Linked DNA regions of Homo sapiens: region 2 is linked to region 1. A link is a loop called in an ENCODE intact Hi-C map of the cell type or tissue named here. Cell type or tissue: Caco-2. All regions are shown on one strand. Links, peaks and the distances in the headings refer to the core of each region. The heading gives the core; the rest is flanking DNA. Region 1 has its middle 82 kb from the start of LINC02286. Region 2 has its middle 77 kb from the start of GZMB.

Region 1 (2,921 bases), core at 146-2,645:
GAGAAATGTGATTTCAATTACCTTCATTCATCTTAGCATTTTGTGACTTATTGTGCAATATTTGCCAAGCCTTAGAAAAAAGTAATTTGCCCAAAAGATAAATCTCTATCTCTATAGTTGAAATTACATATTGGAAATTTTGGCAGGTAATGTGGGCTTTCTGAAAACAAATCTTTAATTTTTTTCCAAAATATGTAATGTTTTCTTTCTGTTCTATTGCTATCAATTCGAGTGTCTCTTGCTTTAAAAGTACTTATAAAGAGGAAAGAAAGAACTTCTATTTAAATTTTGCATAAACAATTTATTTTCATTCTAGCCTTAAATTGTAAAAACACTGGTTTCTAAATTTAATTCCATTTCCAAAAATGCCTACCACTTGCAGCTTCTCTAATTCTTCCCATCACCTCACAAAGCCTCCTCAGCCTCCGGTGGTATATGGCAGCCTTCAAATTCTCACAGCAAGCGTCACCATCCTGCCGAATTTTATGATCCCTATCATTTCACTTCTTTACCATTGTTTGATGCTGTTGTTTTTTTCACTCTACTCCAGAGCACAAAAAAATTGACTGTCTTCGTTGATAATACATATTCAAAGATTAAAATCATAAGTTTGTCATTTTTTTCTAAATCTTTTTATTACTGTTTAAAAAATGTATTCTTCATTTTGTAGAAAATAGCAGTCTTCTGTTAATTAACATATAACATTTAATTAAAATCTAATGATCCCATATACTTACATTATGCCTACATAAATAAGCTCAAAGATAAGTTTTAGAATTGTTCTAATTCATTCTCGGTGCTCTAATTTATTTCTATAATTTCACCTCAATTCTACATCTGTGTGGTAGGCAAAAGCAGGAATTATTTCACTAGTATTTCAGGGAGAGAAAAATGGAGTCCTTATGAAATTTTCTTTCCTAATTACATGTGTATTTGTGGCCACTCCCCTTCTCTTTTACCCAAAGCCCATCTAGCATGTGTTTATGCAGATTCAGATGCCTGTAATGGTGAATTCAAGGTAGCAATCACCCTGATGTTGGTCCCAAGATTGTTTTAAAAAAAGAAAAACATATCAAGTTAGCAGATACACGCAAAGAGAAAAATACTTGAAACTTCTGAAGAGTAAAGGGTCTAAGACAGCACTATCCAAAGAACTTTCTGCAAGGTTGTGAGTATTCATCACTTGAAATGTGGCTAGTCTGACTGAGGAACTGAGTTTTTAACTTTATTTACATTTAAATAACCACATGGGGTTAGGGGCTGTTATTTTGGACAGTACAGGGTCGAGAAGCTAAAAGGGACCTAGTTTTCTTTCAGTGCCTCATGGGGGCGCTGGGAGAGAACAAAAGCTCTAACTTGAAGAAGCTGAACAGTGAAGCGGAGCGAGCACAAGATGAAACATTGAAGAACAGGCATCCCGGGCCGTGATTGCTCCACAAGCTGGAGCAAGTCATTTGGCCCTTTGTTTCCCATCTGTGAGTTGGGAGCACAACTATGTCTGGCACATTTCACAAATTTTCTGTGATACTCCAAATAAAACCACAAAGAAGAAAACCTGAAATTGTAGTTCAGACTCATTCAGATGTACTGTCTTGTGCTACTGTTCATTGACTCAGGGTAAGCTCCAATATACCCAGCTCTCTTAATCAGATTCCCCAAAAGTAAACATGAGAGGGAGATTTCTGTGCTAGTGATTTATTAAGAAACTGCTCCCAGAGAAACCAGGAAAAGAATGAGGAAGCAGGACAGGAAAGGGGAAGAGGACAAGCCAAGTCCCAGGCTTTGCCAGATTCTCAGGGCAGCTCTGGGGTATAAAGTTTGTCTCAGCTGAAGGTAAGGGAGCTCGACTTTCAAAGCCCTCATCACATAAGGCTATGAAAGCCCATGACTTCCTGGAGGACATACAACTCCAAGCATTTTCAGCTTGTGTTTGTGTTTGTGTGTCAGTGTGTGTACACCCTCATGCACATATACATGCATGGATGCACTTTCAGCTTGTGTGTGTGTGTGTGCACTCTCATGCACATATACATGCATGGATGCACTTTCAGCTCGTGTGTGTGTGTGTGTGTGTGTGTGTGTGTGTACCCTCATGCACATATACATGTATGGATTCACCTTCAGCTCGTGTGTGTGTGTGTGTATGCGCCCTCATCCACATACACATGCAACGAATGCTACAGGCATCATGAAGCACTTCTAGTACTCCAAATACAAGGAACTTCAAAAAGGTTATAGAATAATAGAATTAGAAGATAAAAATTAAAACTATAAGCTTTATTTCTCAACATAAGTTCCATCAAGTTTAAGACACTTTTATAAGCGATATCAGCCATTTAGTCCATCCCTGAAGAACTGAAGGTCCTGAGAATTTAGCCATGGCAATGAAGACTTTTTACATTATAAACTGAAGAAAAATTGGTTCCCTTTAAAGTTTTTTTTAAGATTAGGAAACAAAATAAGTAAGAAAGCATCAAATAAAAACTGTAAGGTGGATACCTTATGATTTTCCATCAAAATTCTTGCAAAATTTCCTTTGTTTGATGAGAGGAAGGAGCAGGAGTATTGTCGCGGTAGAGAAAGACTCCAGTGAAGCTTTCCTGGGGGTTTTTCTGCTGAAGCTTGGGATCACTTTCCCAAAACACTCTCATAATATGCAGAAGTTATCATTCGTTGGTCCTCCAGAAGGTCAACAAGCAAAATGCCTTGAGCATCTCAAAAAACTGTTGTCATGACCTTTGCTCTTGATTGATCTGCTCTGGCTTTGACTGGACCACCTCTAACGTTTGATAGTCATTGCTCTGGTTGTGCTTTAGCTTCAGGATTGTGCTGGTAAAGCCATGTTTCATCTCTTGTTACAATTCTTGGAACCAGTGCTGTAGGAAATTGATCCCACTTATTTAAAAGTTCCATTGAAAGCT
Region 2 (2,921 bases), core at 174-2,673, 530 kb after region 1:
TAAACACATTCTGCTTGGCACTTCTCTGACATTCTGTGATGTGAGGGAGCCTAGAGTTTATATTTCATTTGCACATTATCCCACTGCGATAGGAAATTATTTCTCCTTGGCCAACTCTTATCATGCAGATTGCTCTAAAATCAGATTACAGCTGCTTGTTTTGATTGATTAGTTAGTTCTGCCTTTTAAAAATCACTTATGTCTCTTATCAGTGAGAATAAAGCTAAGAATGCAATTGCAACATTTACTTACGGGTTTCTAAGGGTGTTTTAACAAGAAGCTGAGCAGAAACAGCTCCTGTATAAAAGCGAAGCAGAAACAAACTTCTTCACAATTATCAGTAAATCCATCAAATAACCCAAGGAGACACAGAATTTTTATTTTATTTTATTTTTTACTTTATTATTATTATTATTATTATTATTATTATTATTATTATTATTTGAGACAGGGTCTCGCTCTGTCGCCCAGGCTGGAGTGCAGTGGCGCGATCTCCGCTCACTTTCAAGCTCCGCCTCCCGGGTTCACGCCATTCTCCTGCCTCAGCCTCCCAAGTAGCTGGGATTACAGGAGCATGCCACCACGCCCAGCTAATTTTTTGTATTTTTAGTAGAGACAGAGTTTCACCCTGTTAGCCAGGATGGTCTCAATCTCCTGACCTCGTGATCTGCCCGCCTCGGCCTCCCAAAGTGCTAGGATTGCAGGCGCAAGCCACAGCGCCAGGACAACACAGAATATTATTAAGTGAAATGAAGTCCAGCTTTACAGCACTGAGCAACCATTAAGTGCCAGTTTATTCCAGGAGCTGCAGGGGATGGAGGACGAATAGAACTTTGAAGTTCACACTCACAGGGTCCAAAGTAGACGCCTGCATCTCTGTCCATCCTCCCCTCAAGGGAAATCATGTAGTGTATCCACTTAATGTTCTGGCCAATTATAGCAGTAATTTAAGGGATAAGAGAAGGAGAGGCAGTAGCTATTGGAGATGCCATGTGTATCCTAGGCTCTGGGTTGGACATTCTGGTGTGAGTCCAGTTCTGTACTTGCTGGCTTTTTGACCGTGGGCACATTTTTTTTAACCTCTCTGTATTTGTTTCTTTGTCTGCAAAATGGTAAAACTATTTTCCTTGCAAGGTTTTTGAGATTAGAGATCACATATGTAACGCTCCCAGCCGAATGTGTAGCTCTAGGTCTTCAGGGATGTGGCAGCCGCCAGGACTGGGTTGGTTTTTCCATGTCAAGGGCCATCCTATCCAGCTGCAGGCATGCTGGCTAGGCACACAACATTCAACGGTTTTTAAGTTTGTCTTGCTGGAAGGTGACCGTGGAGGATCTGCGCCAAGACAAGCTGCTGAGGCCTCTTCTGGTCCTGGGTTCTTCGGCAAGGGCTGCTTCTGTGCAAGGGGGAAGACTCAGGGCACAGGGCTGCAACTCACGCAGCGCAGACAGAAGCGCTGAGAAGGCGGCTGAGAGGAGGCCAGAGAAGAAAATCCTAGATAATGTGTTTAATTTGATCCGTTCCCTGGAGTCATTAAAATGCATCCTCCCCTGGACTCTCAAATTCTTGAGCTGAAATAATCAGTCCAACAGGCTTTTTTTTTTTTTTTTTTTTTTTTTCTGAAAATAATGAAAGCATACTTTATGATGCGTTCAAAATTCTCAGGCCTGTTGAGATACTGCCCTCTAGTGTTCAGGGATGGGCGCAACCTCTTTGGGAAACTGCTTGGCCGACCAGCTTGTTAGCTGATGCATCTCCAAAGGAAAGCTAAAAAAATGCAAGGCTGACCCCAGATAACTCGTTCAACATAAGGGGTTGAGATGGGGGTGGGGATTCAAATTCCTATTCCCGTGATAGAGAAACACAAAATTTTCTGTCGCTTATTTTCAAAGGGACCCCACCTGAATTCAGAGGGAATTATTGACCTCTACGGCATCCTCTTGCCAAGGGGGAAGAAAAATACTCGAAATGACTGACACTTTCCTCCCTGTCTCTCTTCCTCTAGCTCCCTTCCATTTATTGAGCAGCTACCAAAGCATAGCCGTCAAAATATGGACACAGGCAGTCTGAGTTCACAGGCTGGCTTCACAATTTGCCATTTGTGCAAATTAGGGTAAGTGACTTAATCTCCCTGTGTCCCACGTTTTTAAATCTATAAAACAGGGATAAAAATTTTACCTACCTCATAGGCATATTCTAACAATGCATGAGATGCTTGGAGTACATTTAAGGTACTTTGAACAAGACCTTTCACACTGTAAACATTTAATAAAATAAGTTATTATTAGTCGTTATTGTATCCTTCTCTGTCTCAGGCTTTGTCCTAGGTTCCTCGGGAGGCAGCTGGGAAGACAGGCATGGCCCCTGCCCTCATAAAACATATATCCACAAATCCTGGGCTTCAAGCTGTCAGGGATTTTATCCATACTGGAGGGCAAAGAAGAGTAAAGCTCCCAAAGTATGTTTTTAAAAATCCAAGAGAAAACAATTTATGATAGCTCAAGAGCCCGCTAGGAAATATTAGTGCCAATTTTCCCAAACAGAGGTAGAAGTTCCACAGGTATGTCTCTGGATGCCTTGAGAACTTCTCCTTTTCTCAGACATCACTAATGAGATACAATTCTCCTTCTATTTCCAGAGTTTATCCACACCTTTAGCTAAAGGGCAACATTAGCCTTCAGATATTGAATATGGAGCTACTTAACTTGAGTCATGCTGTCTTTCTCTGCTTAAAATTCTATTCCTTTGCCTTTCAGAATTACAGTCTCCAGGAGGCCCCTGCTAAAACACACATGTTCTTAGATATGTTTATTATTATTCATCCTTTATATGTTATTAATCTTTAACACCAGGTATGAGATTAATTTGTTAATTCCTTCCTAACTTGATGGCTAAATTCAGGGACGTTTAGGATGAGTGCATT

Evidence for each region. A loop is a pair of places that touch in the nucleus more often than their neighbours do. Peaks named below come from ENCODE experiments on the same cell type or tissue, not always from the same donor. Only the 100,000 strongest peaks of a DNase experiment are listed, where the experiment ranks them.
Region 2: it touches region 1 in a loop (12-fold over the local background); 8 of 110 quality-filtered maps call a loop at or near these places.

What each region holds. Positions count from the first base shown.
Region 1 is chr14:25,236,491-25,239,411 of GRCh38, reverse strand. No RefSeq gene overlaps it. Among named protein-coding and RNA genes, the nearest start is that of LINC02286, 82 kb to the right of the region's middle. In Caco-2, for the core only: no CTCF peak of the experiment used is centred there; a DNase peak (open chromatin) is centred at 1,351.
Region 2 is chr14:24,709,357-24,712,277 of GRCh38, reverse strand. No RefSeq gene overlaps it. Among named protein-coding and RNA genes, the nearest start is that of GZMB, 77 kb to the right of the region's middle. In Caco-2, for the core only: a CTCF peak has its summit at 1,678 (motif pointing left); a DNase peak (open chromatin) is centred at 1,707.